Regions from separate parts of the Homo sapiens genome. Here region 1 is linked to region 2. Evidence: chromatin loops called from intact Hi-C (ENCODE). Cell type or tissue: natural killer cell. All regions are shown on one strand. Links, peaks and the distances in the headings refer to the core of each region. The heading gives the core; the rest is flanking DNA. Region 1 holds the start of LOC107986845 (a long non-coding RNA gene). Region 2 has its middle 53 kb from the start of MIR593.

Region 1 (8,413 bases), core at 351-8,350, 250 kb before region 2:
GAACCATTCCTCCCTTCTCCTCAGCTGCAGTCGAAGGCTTTAACTTTGCACACTTGGGATCACAGTTGCGTCATTGTGTATTAAATACTTGGAATAAATCAAGCAGGTCTCAACGCCTCCACTATCCTGTCTGTATGCCCTGTCCATTGGGTGGCTGGAGCCCCATCAGAGTTGGGCTGGGGGGTATGGCACCAGGCCCTGCCTCCCCAGGAAGGTTTGAGGGTGTTGAGGTACTGGGGGTGGGGTGGGGGTGTGCTGGTGCAGGTGGGCCCCATGTCAGGAGGTCTCCCAGGCTTCACCTACTGCAAGCCACTCAGCAACTCCTGCAGCCAGGCAGCATTGTTGAGGGGTCATCATGGCTGTAGAATTCCAGCATCGGGGCCTCACACCCAGCTGCCGGAAAACGCCCTCCGCAGCCTCATCATGCCACATGGTGCAGCCAGGGCACAGGTGGAAGTACAGCATGGCCAGCGCCTGTGGTCTCATCTGCCGAAACACACCTGTAGGTACAAAGCAGAGTGGGTCAGCTCCCACTGTTTGTATGTGGCTCAGGACCTGCCTCCCAGCCTCAACCCCGGCTGGTGGAGACAGTACTGTCACGTGGGCTGCTGAATACCCCTAGAGTTGAGGGGTTTTGGAACATTCACATTGCCTTCCTGTGCCTCTGTTGTTGGGCAGTGGGCACAAAGCTGTCCATCAAAGGTACAGATACCACTCAAGTGGGCAGAGGCACGGAAGATGGCCAGGGGATGCTCAGGTGGCGGGAATGAGCAGACCAAGGAGAAGATCTGGATACACTCCTATGGCTAAGGGAGGGGCCCCTCAGCTCCCTGCTGCCATGCCATGCTAATACCTGCCTTCTCCCAGGCCCCTTCTGCCAAAGAGCTACTTGCTCAGGGGCCAGCCTTTCACTGCATCATTTTTTAGCTTTGTGCTTCTAGGGACAAAAAGGAAAGAGCTGGACAGCAGGACTATCAGGTGGGCTCAGAGCTGGTTCAACATCTGCTCCAGGAGTTCTTGCAAAGTGAATGGGTCATTGACAGTCCTGGGAGGCCTTGTGCCCTGGAATCTGGCCTTGATGAGCACCTGAGTCAGAGGTGACCCAGCGGGGAGGGAGGACAATGCCCAGGTCCCAGGGGATGGTTGAAGATGAGAGGGGATGGATCAAAACATGGTTTCATGGTTTGTCTTGTTTCATGGTTTGTCTTGTGCATTGGTTTACAAAAGTCATGCAGGAAGCACCTTGACCAGCTGTTGAGATGGGAAAGATCTAAGGGTTTTCAGATAAATGCCAAGTCACTCTGAATCAAGAGCGTGAGTGGTTCAAAGGGAGAAGTTCCGTTTTGAACTAAACCTAGTTGGTTAATAGAGCTGACCAATGGATGAATTACCTTGTAAGTCAGTGATCTCCACCTTAAGGTATGGTAGCATTAGTATGGCCCTTCTAGAGGAGGTTTTAGCACAGTGGCTCTGCAAGTTTGGTGCATGTCAGAATCACCTGGAGAGCTAATAACAAGTCCTAGGCTTGCCATAGTAGGATGGGGTCTGAGCCTCTGGGTTGCTACTCAGCCGCTCAATTCTGATACGTTCTAAAGTTAGAGAATTACTGTTTTAGAGGAATTCCATGCATCTAGTTATATGGTCTGAGACTTGCCACAGTACGCGTCCTAAGAAAAGCAGATGACATAGCACCCACCTCCAGGCTTCATTGCAAGGATTATGTGAGAACGAACGAGGAAGGTTACAGGTGCTCAGTAAATGAGTCTTTTTTTTTTTTTTTTTGAGATAGAATCTCCCTCTGTCACCCAGGCTGGAGGGCAGTGGCACAATCTAGGTTCATTGCAACCTTCACCTCCCGGGTTCAAGCGATTCTCCTGCCTCAGCCTCCGGAGTAGCTGAGACTACAGGTGCCCACGACCACGCCCAGCTAATTTTTGTATTTTTAGTGGAGATAGGGTTTCACCATGTTGGCTAGGCTGGTCTTGAACTCCGGACCTCAGGTGATCCGCCCGCCTCGGCCTCCCAAAGTGCTGGGATTACAGGCATGAGTAAATGAGTCTTACTGTGTCCTATGGGCCCTCCCCTTGCCTGGGTAATAAACGCATGTAAGTCTGGACTCAGGAAACACACTTACTGTGAGATGCAAATTCAGCCACAGTGCAGGAGGCTTAAGTGGGACAAAGGGAGAGACACTCTGGGTAGGAAGGCCACAGCAGGTGGATATTCAGAGGCAGCCCAGAGCCACATTTGGGAGAAATGCAGATCAGAGATGCCTTGGTCAGCAGTACTACCTGCCCCCCTGAGGTCCAGCCAGGTCTGTGCAGCACAGGTACCCCCTCACCCCTCCCTGGCACACACCCAGCACCATGTGATCCAGGCTGCTCACCACCAGATTGTGGAAGATGTGGCCCCACAGGCGCTGAACCACGCTGCTGTGGTGACCCAGGTTCCAGCTCATGGGCAGCGGCATCTGCGCAAAGGTGTAGCCACCCAGGGAGAGGGTGCACTGCCAGCGTGCAACCAGCCAGTGCCCCAGGGTCCTTGCAGCAACATTAGCATTCAGGCAGCCTGCACCAGGCCACTGCAAAAGAAATGGCTCAGTGCACTCTCCCAGCCAGCGCGTCAAAGCTGCAGGCCAGGTGGAGCTGCAGGGACTTAGCCTAGGCAGCTGGCTTCGCCCCCAGCCAGGGCAGGAACAGGAGCAGCAGGTAGAGCCAGGGGACTGGGAGGCCTGGGCTTCAGTGCAGGCATGTGGAGCAGGAGAGTCAAGTTACTCTCACAGGGGGTAGCAGTGGGGCCATCTCTGGTGCCCCCTGGGGGACCAAGAGGAGGAGGAGTGGGTGGCCCTCACCTCTGGCCTCACTGTCTCCCAGGCTCCAAGGACTGCGAACAGGGCCCTCAGATGGCATGACCCAATCATTCAGGGGGACTGGACTAGCCCTCTGAGGCTCCTTTCAGCTTCTGTGGCTCCAGTGCCAGTCAGGAAGTGGCAGTCAGTGTGGAGGGGAGGCAGGGGCAGTGCCCCAGCTGTGAGGCACTCAGCTCCCCTCAGTCTCTCCTTCCACCTCTCTCCTCACATCTGGAGTCAGGGCTGGAGAGGAAGGACCCAGCCATTGGGACGTGGTGGGTTGGGGGAGGTAGCTCCTCCCTCTCCCCTTCCTTGGAGCTTTTTATTCTTTCAGGATCCCTTCTGGCTTGTAAGGGTCACATTCCAACCTCAGCCTCTTTGACCCCACTATAGCCTGACACTCAGACTCAGCTAATCAGGAGGTTGGGGGGCCAACCCTGCCCACCTCACCTTACCCCTGAAGCCCTCCTGCTTCCTGCTGAGGAGAGTTTGGAGGCAGGGAACCTGGACAGAGGGCAGCGGCCAGGTTGGAGCCTCCAGCCACATGCAGCCTCTTCTAGGCCAGAGCACCCAGCCCCACCTCTCACATCTATTGTCCTCAGGGCATGGCTTCTCACTTGCAGGGTGCAGGCATCATCATCACCAGCCTCCTCCTTGCTTACCCTTCTGGCTCAGCTCAGGAGGGAAAACAGGTGGGTTTAGGGACCCAGGAGACCTGGTCCCCAGCCTCCTGCTCCACCTGCTCTTAAGCCCATTGACAACATCAGCTTCTGGGCTGAGGGCCAGGGTGTCAGCTTCCAAGTCAACTTTGCCCCCCATCCCCACCCCAGCCCAGCTAGAATTGGAGAGGGGACATCTGGATAGCAAGATGTGGTATTAGCCTGGAACAGGTAAAGAGCAGCCTTTTGCTCACTCTGTGCCTCAGTTTCTCTACTTGTGATCCTAAAAGGGAAAGAGGCACACCCCCACCCCCAGGCATCCCAACCTCAGATATTTCACTTCCCCCTTCACCTTTCAGGGCAGGCTGATCTCAGGGTGGCCAAGCCCAGGGTCTGCCTTGGGTGGGTATTGAACTCAGGAATCCTAGTCTCATAGTAGGCACCTTTCTGCTTCTCCCTCTTCTGCCAGTGGGCAGGACGATCTGAGGCTCCAAGGGGTTCACCTGGCAACTGTCAGGTGGGTAGGAAGGTTCTCCCAGAGAAGAAAAGGGGACTCCGGTCTAGGAGCAGTGGGAGTTGAGTGGTTCCCCAGGAGGGGATGTTGCACCAGGACCTTGGGGTGACCGACATGTCACTCTCCTACCTCAACTTTAACCTCTTCATTTCCATGCCTCCCTCCCTGTGGAAAGGCAGATAGTGGGAAACAAAGTTTCCAAGTGGATGGCAAGCCTCAGGAAAGCAATTAAGGGAGAGACTTTCTTGGACCTCAGGCTACCAGGAGTCCTGCTTCCCTGTCCTCTTTCTTTCTGTGTAGAGAAAGACATCGCTCCCACCCTCCACAGTACTTCAACTCCTTCCCATGCCTCTAATCTCTGGGAAAGCCTGGCGGCAAAAGGAGCAAAGAGCTTTTATGTGGAGATGTCGTGGGGGAGAATGGGCAGGGGAAGAGGAGTGTTCCCTGCTACAGGCTGTGGGACTCCGGGTCTAGGAGCTTCAGAAGCAGTGTGGTACTGTGTCCGGCAGATGGCGCCAAGACCCATCGACCGTTGGGACCCCAGGGAACCCGGAGTGGGGCAGTTTCCTAGGCAACAAGCAGCCCTTCCTTTCAAAGTCCGGCCCTTGGCAACCATTCCCTGGTTGCCTGCATCCGTAGTAAAATTTGGCTTCCAAAGGACAGGCGGGGCTTGCGGGTAAACTAATCTCATCTCCGAGAAAGGAAAGAGGCTGGCTAGGTGGGGAGAGGAGCCTAAAAGACCTGTTTTCTGCCGCCGTTCATTACTATGCTGTACAAGGTGCATCTTATCCTCAGCAACCCTATAGCAGTAATGCCTGTTCCTTTATGATGAATGGGACAACGAGACTCGGAGAGAGAAAGTGACTTGCCCGAGTCGCCAGCAGGTAGGGCCTGGGCCTGCCTGGATGTCCTTGGGTCCATTCCATTCTTTCTCCCAGCAGCTGTGAAGTGTCCAAGCCCTGTGAGGGCGCTGATGGAGAGGCTTGCGAGGAAGCCAGGAGCTGCAGGAGTGGCTGGAGAGAGGCGAGAATGAATCCAGCCCCTTCCAGCTGAGCTCTTTCCTTGCTTGGCCTGGTGGGGGGAGACTCCTCTGCTCAGGGTCTCCCCTGACCTCGTGGTGGGGGCTTCTCCTGGCAAAGGACCACAGAGGGACAGGGAATAGCAGTTCAGACTGTGGAGGTCATGTGGCCCCTCTGCAGTTTCAGGACAGGGGAGCTTGCCAAGGAGGACACAAAGCTGGAATCCAGGACTACCTGGGGAGAGGAGATGCAGGAAAGGATTCCATTCCAGGGACTGTGCAGAGGAGAAAACCGACTTCAAGTAGGTCAAGGGACAGATTTGGAGGATTCAAATCCAGTTCAATTACCTACTCTCTACTCCCTTGAGCTCTCCTCTCCCTGCCTACTCCACATCTCACACTGACCATAACCAATGCTGAATTTCGGACTCCCTGTAGTAGTCTGGGTTCTCCAGAGAAACAGAACAAATCATACAATATTTTTCTAAAAAAAAAATGCATGTGTTTGTGGAGAGACAGAGAGAGAGACAGACTGTTATAAAGAATTGGCTCACATCATTGTGGAGGCTGACAAGTCCCAAGACCTGCAGTTGCCAAGCTGGAGACCCAGGAGAGCCAATGGTGTAGTTCCAGTTCGAGTCCAAAGGCCTGAGAACCAGTAGAGCTGATGGTGTAAGTCCAGAGTCCAAAGGCAGGAGAAGACTGATGTCCCGGCTTGAAGACAGGCAGAAAGAGCAGATTTTCTCTTACTCAGCCTTTTTTGTTCTATTCAAGCCTTCAATGGATTGGATGAGGGCCACCCACATTGGGGAGGGGTGTCTGCTTTATTCAATCAGCTGATTCAAATGTAAATCTCATCCAGAAACACCCTCCCAGACACACTCAGAAATATATTTAAACAAATACCTGGGCACTCTGTGGCCCAGTCAAGTTGACACATATAATTAACATCACACTCCCTGCCACCCTCCCAGACCTGGTCCTCCTTAAATTTACCCTATCTTAAAAACTAGCAAATTCATTCCTCTGGTTGCTCAGATAAACAAAACAAAACAAAAACCCTTGGAGTCATTCTTGACTCCACTTTCTCTCACTATTTATTTATTTACTTATTTAAGAGACAGGGTCTTGCTCTGTCTCCCAGGCTGGAGGGTAGTGGCGCAATCATAGCTCACTGCAGCCTTGACCTCACAGGCTTAAGCAATCCTCCTACCTCAGCCTCCAGAGTAGCTGGGACTACAGACATGCGCTGCCACTTCTAGCTAATTTTTTATTTTTGTAGAGACAGAGTCTCACTTTGTTGCCCAGGCTAGTCTTGAACTCCTGACCTCAAGTGATCCTCCCACCTTGGCCTCCCAAAGTGCTGGGATTACAGGCATGAGCCATCATGCTTGGCACACACTTCATATTTAATCCATCAGCAAATCCCGTTAGCACTGCCTTCAGTCTGACCACTTCCTCCAGTCTCTTCTGCAACAATGCTGCTCCAACCATCACCATCTTCCACCTGGGTTACTGCAAAGGGCTCCAATTTTCCTAGCCCCCACTGTTGCCTCCTTCCAGAATTTTCTCAATACACAGCAGCCAAGGTGATTCTTCTAAAATGTGAGTGAGAGCAGGTTGTTCCTCTGCTTAAAACACTCCACTGGTTTCCCTGGGGTCAAAGTAGAAGTCAGTCTTTGCTGGGGCCTACAGGTCCTTCATGATCAGGCCTCCACTGTCTCAGGCTTTCTCTTGCTTGTCCCCTACCCATACTGTCCTGGTCATGCTGGCCTCCTTGCTGTCCTCCAATGCCAGTGCCCTCCTCTTCACCCCAGGCCCTGTGGCTCACTCCCTCACTTTCTTTGGGTCTCTGCTCAAGGGCATCGTGTTAGACCTTCCCTGAACCCCCTTGCCACCCCGACACACCCTCACTCTCTGACCCCATCCCTGCCCCTCCTGCTTCATTTTTTTCCATAACACAACACAAACATACCCTCTCTTTGTATGCATAGAGCCTGGCCTGTGCGGCGTGTGGCTCCTGCCTATAATCCCAGCACTTTAAGAAGCCAAAGCAGGAGGATGGCTTGAGCCCAGGAGTTCGAGACCAGCCTGGGCAACACAGTGAGACTCTGTCTCTACAAAAAAAAAATAGGCAGGTGTGGTGATGCCAGCCACTCAGCAGGCTGAGGCAGGAGAATCCCTTGAGCTCAGGAATTCAAGACTGCAGTGAGCTCTGATTGTGCCTCTGCAGCCTGGGCAATAGAGCCGGACCCTGACTCTAAAACATAAATAAATATGTGCGGAGTGTTTGTTTTCCCTTATATGTTTTTATCCCCTAAAACACTGTCACCCATAAATACCTGTTAAATGCTGAATGAATACATAAAACATATTCATCACCCGGTCCACAACAGGAAGTATATAGCAAGGCTGAGGATATAAAGATATCAAGAGGACACGTGCTCCCTTGAGGAACCAGCCAGCTGGCAGGGGAGACCAACCTTCTTTTGTATTTGTGGGTAATGCAGCGTATACAGGATCATAACACAAAGATGGCACTTGGAGGGTTGGCTCTACGCTGGACACTGTGTTAACATGCGTGGTGCCATTTAATACAGCCCTGGGAAGTGGGGACTAAAATCATCCTCATTTCCAGGGGAGAAAACAGGCTCAGAGGGCCATAGTAATTTGCCTAAGGTCACCCAGCTTCTCAGCCACTGAGCTGAGGTTGTGACCCAGCCTCATTCTTTCTATTTTTATTTTTATTTTTTTGAGAGAGGGTCTCACTCTGTCACCCAGGCTGGAATGTGGTAGCATGATTATGGCTCACTGCAGCTTTGACCTCCCAGGCTCAAATGATCCTGTCACCTCAGCCTCTTGATTAACTGGGACTACAGGTGCATGCTACTACATCTACTAATTTTTTCTTTGTATTTTGTGTAGAGATGGGGTTTCACCATGTTGCCCAGGCTGGTCTCGAACTCCTGGCCTCAAGTGATCCTCCTGCCTCAGCCTTCCAAAATGCTGAGACTACAGGCATGAGCCACCGCCCAGCCCACAGCCTCAATCTCTAGCCCCAAAGTCCCTGCCCCTCCCACTCTCCCGGGGTAGGGCAGAATAGCCTGGGGATGGAGAAAGGAAAGAGAAGAGTGGGGTGGAGGTTCTTCCTGTCAGTAGGAGAGAGGTAGAGAAGGACTGAGCTGGCAGGGGGCCCTGGGCGACAGGGCCCCGTGCCAGCCCCACCAACCTCCTCCCTCCCCTTGTGTGCTCTGCAGCCCTGGGGCTGATTGGACTCCCTCTCTGGCATCAAACTTCTTTGTCACACCCCCACCCTTGCCTCAGGACTGGCTACACAGGGATCTCTTTCTGGTCCAGTCAGGCATATAAGCCCA
Region 2 (8,413 bases), core at 151-8,150:
ACGTCCTTTTTCTTTGCTTCTTTTTTCTTCTTTCTCACCTTCCGTTGGATTGATCAAGCTTTCTGCATTTCTTCTGCTGATTTGAAAGGATTGCATTTCTTTTCCTTTAACAATTACTTTTACATTTTTAATATGCACACTTCACTATAAACTATTCTGACACTGTCAAAAATCTAGTATTTCTATTCTCCTCCCAAATACAAGTCCATTCGTTTACTTTAATCACCAACAGAACACCACCCCTCCCTATGCTTATATTGTCTTTTCGGAATTTTCACTTTACCTTTTTTAAGTCACAAAAACTTTCTTTTTAAAGTTGGAAATTAGTTAAATGTACTAACATTTTATCAATGTCCATGCTGACCATTGTTTATTACATCCCACGTCCTCTCTCTGGGTTCATTTCTCTTCTTGCTGAATTACTTTTCTTGTAGTGAACATCTGTGGGAGGTAGATCCTCTTAGTCTTTGTATGTCTGAAAATATCTCTATTTTGCCTTTGTTCCTGAATGATAATTTAGCTGCATATAAACTCAGGGCTTTAAAGATATTATTCCATTGCTTATGAGGAGTAGGCTGACAGTCTAATAGACATGCCTTTAGGTGGATTTTATCTTTTCTTTTTGATAGCTTCTGCTATTGTCTTGTTATCCTTTATGTTCCGCAGTTGCAGACAATGTGCTTAGGTGTAGACTTATTTTTATTTACCTTGCTTGGCACCTTGAGTGCACTTATAATCAAATAATTCATGTCCTCTTCAATCCAGGAAATTCTTAGCTTTATTGTTCCAAATATTATTTTTCCATTCTCTTCTTCTGAGATTCCTATTTTCATACATCAGAGTCTATTTTAATCCATCATTCATGTGTCTTAATTCGTTCTTATTTTAGTCTCTTCATCAGTCTGTGCTGCATTCTAAACTAATTCTTTTTTTTTTTACCATCTTCAGATTTACTAATATACTCTTTGTTTCTATTTTGGAATTCATCCTATAACTTTTTTTTCAACAGCCAATACTTATTTTATTTCTAAGATGTCTACTTCTTGGTTCATTTCTGCCTATTTGAATGTCTTGGTTTTTTTTTTTATTTAATAGAAGTTGTTCCTTCAGTCATTTCCTTAAGCTCCTCAAACACATTTACTTACAATATTTGTCAAACTATTCTATAAAATTAACGTCATCTGCAGTGAATTCATCTTCTGATTGTAGATTTTGTTTGTCTTAGCATTAGAATTCCTCATGTATTTTATAATTTTCAGTGGGGGGTTTCAATCCTTTGTTTAAGCTTTTTTCTTTTTCTTTCTATGTCCACCTCTCTCTTTTTGGCATTTTTTGCCGTTATAGTCTCTAGCGGGTACTCCCAGGACCCTTAATCTAGAACTAGATTTTTAAATAAATTATTGTCCCTGCCTTTGTGGGGTTTCAATATTAATGGGGAAGAATAAACAATAAATAAATCAATTTGGCAGGTGGTAATAAGTGCTATGGAAAAAATAAAGCAGAATAAGGGGACAAGGGTTGCACGGGTAGGGGTTCATTTGAGCAGAAACTGGAAGGAAGTTATAGAGCCACGCAGCTATCTGGGGGAGGGCACGAAAGGCAGAAAGAAATGTGAGTCAGGAATTCCTGCCGCTGTAGCATTTAGCACGTGCCAGAGACATATTAGTTGACCAATATGTTTGCAAGAACCCAGAGGAGGGGCCTCTAAGCACAGGGTTCTGTGTGATGTTTACTCATGGCTGAAGTTTATGGCCCACGGCACGTGCAACTCTCCAAAACTCTATGAGGCAATGAAGGCCGCTCACAGGGCTGGTGCCCACCTCTTACCCAAGCAGAAAACTGGCAGCCGCCATTGTTACCAGCTGAGAGCTTATCCCTCTAGCTGAGCCTCCACTGGACGGGCCAGGTAAGGCCAGCTCTTACATGGCCCAGGGGAGTCCCGTGCCCCAGGCCGATGTCCCAGGCCCAGCTGCCTCCTTTCCCAGACAGGATTCTCCCTTTCCAGCTGCCTCGAGCGCCTCATTTAACCCTCACAATGATTCCTGTGGCAGGTGCCTTAATTAGTCCCATGACTCAGTGTAACTGGGGAGAAAGGGGGCCCTGGAGAGTTCCCCCAGGTGGTTAACAGGGATTTTTTTTTTTTTGAGACGGAGTCTTGCTCTGTCGCCCAGGCTGGAGTGCAGTGGCGCGATCTCGGCTCACTGCAACCTCCGCCTCCTGGGTTCACGCCATTCTCCTGCCTCAGCCTCCCGAGTAGCTGGGACTACAGGCGCCCGCCACCAGGCCCGGCTAATTTTTTTTTTTTTTTTGTATTTTTAGTAGAGACGGGGTTTCACCGTGTTAGCCAGGATGGTCTCGATCTCCTGACCTCGTGATCCGCGCGTCTCGGCCTCCCAAAGTGCTGGGATTACAGGCATGATCCGCCGCGCCCGGCCGGTTAACAGGGATTTGAACCTGGGGTTGTCACTGTCATCACCACAGAGGAGGGGGAGCTGGTTAAGGACCCCTCCTGGAGAAGGGGGTCCTAACGTCGCGGTGCTGCAGGGCGTACATAGCTCATGCATTCAGTCCGTGAAAACTTGTTAAGGGCCTGCTGTGCTTCAGAGGCAAAGCCCACCCCTCCTACGGCTGACTCCCGCAGTGGCGCCTCCTAGAAGCACAAGCAGCCAGAAAAAGCCTGTGTCTGAGCAAGGAGGGTGGGATGTGTGCTGCGGGAGGAGGGTCCCTGCCCCGGCGCCGTCTCACGTTTTCTCTGACCAAGTCTTTCTCCTTAACCCGTAACTCTGGGGCGGGAGGGGGAGGTGTAGAAACGGGCACTAGGTAGGACGTTCTCTGGGATCTGGGGCCATCCTAGCTGAGCCTCGGGCCAGAATCGGAACCCAGGGCGCGGGGACCCGCTTCCTCCCCACCCCACCACGCCCCTTCTGTCATTTATTCCCCAAATAGGCGGCCTAAAGCCACCCGCGTGCGTCGCCCTCTTCCTCCGGGCTTCTTTTAATATGTCAGCATCAGAGCGCCTGCGGGGGCGTAACTTGGGAAACCTCTAACGTCGCGATGCGGCAGGGCTTACATAGCTCACGCATTCAGTCCGTGAAAACTTGTTAAGGGCCTGCTGTGCTTCAGAGGCAAAGCCCACCTCTCCTACCGCTGCGGTTTGCTGGGGACCCACGGGACAGGGAACCCGGGCGCCCCAGGGTCCGCCCCGCCACTCTTTGTGCCCCGCGGCCTCCCGCTCCCGCTGGGGCGCCGCCGCCGCCGCCGAGCTCGCGCGCCCCCTCGTGGGCGCTCCCGGCACTGCGCGGTGCCGCCCCAGCCGGAAGCACGTGGAGGCTCCCTCCAGATCCAGGGGAGCAGGCGGGGGCCTGGACAAGCCTTCCACTTGGCTCGGTCCCTGGGACCCCTTCCCACGCTCTAGAAGCCTAGCCCCTCCATCCTCCTTTTGGCCCGGACCCCCAGCTCTTCCCCTCTCACGCTCTCGCCGCTGTTTCTAGGTCCCCGGGAACTCCTCCGGAGCTCCCGGCGGTGCAGGCGGGAGGTGGAAACGGGGGTGGGGGGCACCCAGACCCCCATTCCAGGGAAACCTCTCACAGCCTGCTCCTGGCTTGAGGAGGTCCCAGGGGGAGCTTCTGTGGCTGCTGAAGACAGGGGCTTTTCCAAATATGACCCCAAAGTGAGGCTTCTGCTTTCAAGGTCTCATTCATATTCTCTCCCCTCTCCCCTCTCCTAGCAGGATCAGCGCTGGCGTGATTTCCCAGGAGAGGGGGAAGGGCCGTCACCTGGCCTTTAAAGACTCACCACATGGATAATCGTGATGAGGGCGAAGCACTAGGTAGGAGGGTTTTCACCACGGTGTTTCATCAAATGAGAATGATCTAGATAAACCAGGAGTGCAACCAACTCCAAAGAAAAAGATGATTTGAAGAACAAAAGTGTGTGTGTGTGTGTGTGTGTGTGTGTGTGTGTGGAGAGAGAGAGAGGGAGACGCTCTAATATCCTTAGAAAGATTCAGAAAATTTTATAGCCACAGAACAAGAACAGAATGCTTTTCAAAGGGGAACAAGTAAGAATTTAGAAAATTAGAAAGGTGACTGCCAAAATAACAGGCTCCGAAATCCACGTAGACAATCCATCCAGCTCTTCCACCTCTTGATCCCTGGTCTCTTCTCCAGTAATTTCTACCCCCGCGCGGTAGCCGCTCCACGGTCATGTCATAGACGTTGTCCTTATTAATTCCCACATCCCTCCAAAATTTACATTTCAACCATCCCGCTCGACCACCACCACCTCCTAAATTTTCATCAAGCTCCCGCTGGTGTTCTGACGCACGTGTTTCTAATCGCTCCCTTGCATACATCCTTCACTTTCGGTGTCCCGCCCCCTCACTGTATTTTCCTAACCAAACTCCAACTTTGATTAAATCCAGAGCTTCGCGTCTTCCACACCCTCCTGAGGCACTGAAGAGAGCTGACTGTCGGTACTTCTTTTTTTTTTTTTGAGACGGAATTTCGCTCTTGTCACCCAGGCTGGAGTGCAATGGCGCGATCTCAGCTCACTGCAACCTCCGCCTCCCGGGTTCAAGCGATTCTCCTGCCTCAGCCTTCCAAGTAGTTGGGATTACAGACGCCTACCACCACGCCTGGCTAAGTTTTGTACTTTTAGTAGAGACCAGGTTTCACCATGTTGGCCAGGCTGGTCTCGACCTCCTGATTTCAGGTGATCCGCCCGCCTTGGCCTCCCAAAGTGCTGGGATTACAGGCGTGAGGCGCCCCACCTGGCACTCCTTTAATTCCATGAAGGCAGCCCTCCAAAGGGGCCAACTGATTTCTGGCATTGCTTCTGCGCTCAGTTCACTCCACTCTCCTCCTCATTGAGCATTTCTCATCTTCTCTCCTCTCCTAAAATCTCTGACACTCCCTCACTCTTCACTGACAGATGCCCTTGCTCCTTTTTTTTTTTTTTTTTTAAATGATAAAATATAGACCTGGAATGCCCTTCCTTCCTTTTTCACTGAGGAACATCGTCGGTTGGAAGAGGATTTCTTCACTCTCACAGCCGCCTAGACAGAGCCCCTGGCAGAGACAGGGTGGTACCTCCATTTTTTACCCGTACCCCATGCTCTCTTGCCAACTAAGGATCTTCACCTGCTATTATTCCCTGTCTTTCATTGTGCATACTTTTTTTCTCTGTACTGGATTCTCCTTATTAGCATACTAATATGCCTCAATAATAATCATTTTAAAAGAAAAAACAAAAACTCCCTTGTCCCCGTATTCCATCCACCTCCAGGCATGATCCCATTTCTCTGATATTTTCTGCAGCAAAACTCCTCAAAAGACCCATCTACAGTGGCTATCTCAACTTACTCTTTCTGCATTTATTTTTATTATAATTTTTTTCTGAGACGGAGTCTTGCTCTGTCGCCCAGGCTGGAGTGCAATGGCATGCTCTCAGCTCACTGAAACCTCCGCCTCCTGGGCTCAAGTGATTCTACTGCCTCAGCCTCCTGAGTAGCTGGGACTACAGGCGCTCACTGCCATGCCTGGCTAGTGTGTGTGTGTGTGTGTGTGTGTGTGTGTGTGTGTGTGTGTATTTTTAGTAGAGATGGTGTTTCACCATGTTGGCCAGGCTGGTCTTGAACTCCTGACCTCAGGTGATCTGCCCGCCTTGACCTCCCAAAGTGCTGGGATTACAGGCGTGAGCTACTGTGCCTGGCCTATTATGAAAATTTTTATTATGAAAAACATTCATCAAAATGAGAGACTATGGTAACCCCCATATACCTGTTGTAGGTTAAACCGCATCCCCTAAAATTCATGTTGAAGTCCTAACCCTCAGTACCTAAGAATGTGACTTTATGTGGAGATAGGGCCTTCAAAGAGGTAATTAAGGTAAAATGAGGTCATATGGATGGGCCCAATCCAGTATGACCAGTGTCCTTAGAAAAAGAGATTAGGACCACAGACAACACAGACTGAGAGAAGACTGTGAGGACACGGCCAGGTGGCTGTCTTCAAGTGGAGACACCTCGGGAGAAAACAAACCTGCTGGCACCTTGATCTTGGACTTCCAGCCTGCACACTGAGAAAATAAATTTCTGTTTTTTAAAGTCACTCCAACAGCCTGAGCCGACTAACACAACACTTATAATCTGGATTCAATAATTATCAAAGGTCTTTCTCTATTTGTTGTGTCTCTCCCTTTTCTGTCAACTATTAGCCAGACCTCATGTCATTTTATTCCCACGTGCTTCAATATGCGTCTGAAAAATACCCCCACGTGTTTTTACATAATCACAATGGCTTTTTCACACTTAGAATATTAGCAAGAATAACTTGGTAATATCTCATAGCCAGTCCATATTCGGATATCCCTGATTATCTTTAAAATGTCTTTCCAGGGCTCATCTGTTGGAATCGGGATGTTTACCGGTATGAATCTTGTTAGTCTACATCAGCTCCTCCCCTCCATCCTGCCTTTTTATTTCTCATCTCACTGGCACTTGAAGAAACCCAGCCAACCGCTTCCTGGAATTGTCTCTGGGCTTCCTCATCCATTTTTTTTGTGTATTTGTTTTTTGTTTTATTCTTTTTGTTTTAAAATATTTTAAACTTGAAAAGGTGCAAGAACAGTATTAAAAATGTTCTTTTCCTTGTACTATTTGAGAATAGGTTGCTGACATGTTGTCCTATCACTCGAGAATACTTTAATGCACATTTGCTACAAATAAGGACAATACACTAGCAAAATGAGGAAATTAACATAGATACATCTCTGCCACCTAATTTGCACTGCCAATCAAATTTCACCAATTTTCTCAATAATGTCTTTCCTACCAAAAGGACCCAATCCAAGATCACAATGTTTTGCTTAGTTTTCACATCACGTTTCCTTCAGTCTAGAACAGTCCCTCAGTTTTTCCTTGAATTTCATGATCTTGATATTTTTCAAGATTACAGGCCAGTTATTTTGTAGCGTGAACCCAATTCGGGCTATGCGTCTCTGGCAGGAGTATCACAGAAGTGATGCTGGTGTTCCTCATTGAGTCCTGGCAGGTGGTACATGATTTCAGTTTGTCCAATAGTGACGTTGTTAGCCTTGATTAGTTGATTGAGGTATCGACTGCCAGGTTTCACCACTGAAAGCCTCTTTCCCCATGGTAGTCAATAAGTATTTTGAAGCTCTGTAATATCCTGTTATTCTTCAAACTTCCACTTACTAGTTTTAGCATCCATTGATGTTTCTTGGCTGAGTAAGTTATTACTATGAGGGCTGCCAACTTTTCTAATTCCATTGTTCCTTCTATATTTATTAGTTGGCATTCTATTGTAAAAAAAAAAGCTTTGTCATCGTCTCTCTCTCTCTCTCTTTCTCCCTGCCCCTGCTTCTCTCAGTATAGGCTCATGGATTCCACTTTATTTACTGGGTTATAATCTGTTATTGTTATTTAATTTGATGCTCAAATATTCCCACATTTGGCATGTGAGAGCCCTATGAGAGCCCATTCAGGCGCTCTGGCTCTCTATGTCCCTGAGCCCTTCCCTACTTTCTGGTACAAGATATTCCAGACTTACCCTGTACTGTTTCTGGTTTAGCCTCAGAATCAGCCATTTCTCTAGGAACCTGGTTCCTTTTAGGGGGCAGTGGTGTTTAGGGGCCAAGACCTGAGTGCTCAGCATGCTCCTTGCATTGGATGGTGCTGCTCCCAGGCCCTCTCAGTGGAGAGTGAGAACATTTCTCTCTCTCCACAGATTTTCATCTCGATTTCTCTATCTATCTATCTATCTATCTATCTATCTATCTATCTATCTATCTATCTATCTTCTCTGTGTGTGTGTGTGTGTGTGTGTGTGTGTGTGTCTGTGTGTGTGTGTGTAGCCATTAGTTTATACTGCTGCGTCCAATTCCAGTTTAACATTGTAGAATTCTCTCTAATTTTCCACTGTTGGTATTTATAACTCTTTTTTTCCCACCAGTGAGAAGCACAACCCCTACTCTCCTCACTATACTAGCTTTTTGACCAATCTCCGTCTGTGACCAATCTACTGATGCTGCCATCGCACACAAACACAGATGCCCTCTTTACCCACTCATGCTCCAACACCCAGTACCAGGCTGCCCCACCCAACTCCTAGCCATAGGTACCTGCCTGAACCAGCCCTACCCAGTGGCTTTTGGACTGAATAATTCAGGGAGAAAAGGAGGAAGGAGGGAAGGGAAGAGGAGGGGAGGCAGAAGGGGAAGATTCATTTTTTTCTTGAATCCCCTCAAATCAGGAAACAATACAAGTTCACCAACCACTTTCCCACGGCCCATTCTCCCAGTCCTGCCTCCTTGTCCTGCAGCAGCCCTGGGTGCAGCTGTCTACCCTCCCCTGCTGTGTCTACTCTGCTGGCTGTTCCTTCTAAGTCTTCTG

The links. Peaks named below come from ENCODE experiments on the same cell type or tissue, not always from the same donor. Only the 100,000 strongest peaks of a DNase experiment are listed, where the experiment ranks them.
Region 1: a loop joins it to region 2, with 14 times the contacts of the local background. A loop is called at or near these places in 5 of 110 quality-filtered maps.

What each region holds. Positions count from the first base shown.
Region 1 is chr7:128,383,988-128,392,400 of GRCh38, reverse strand. It overlaps LOC107986845 (a long non-coding RNA gene), which reads right to left and starts at 5,719. Exons shown (of 2, transcript NR_148339.1): 1 at 5,594-5,719; 2 at 54-500. It overlaps IMPDH1 (inosine monophosphate dehydrogenase 1), which reads left to right. Exons shown (of 17, transcript NM_000883.4): 17 at 1-124. RefSeq lists an enhancer at 529-1,030. In natural killer cell, for the core only: CTCF peaks have their summits at 4,322 and 4,523 (motif pointing right); a DNase peak (open chromatin) is centred at 4,530.
Region 2 is chr7:128,130,709-128,139,121 of GRCh38, reverse strand. No RefSeq gene overlaps it. Among named protein-coding and RNA genes, the nearest start is that of MIR593, 53 kb to the right of the region's middle. RefSeq lists an enhancer at 2,682-3,256 and a silencer at 3,192-3,381. In natural killer cell, for the core only: CTCF peaks have their summits at 3,090 and 3,289 (motif pointing left); a DNase peak (open chromatin) is centred at 3,281; H3K4me3 peaks cover 1,076 bases; H3K27me3 peaks cover 3,229 bases.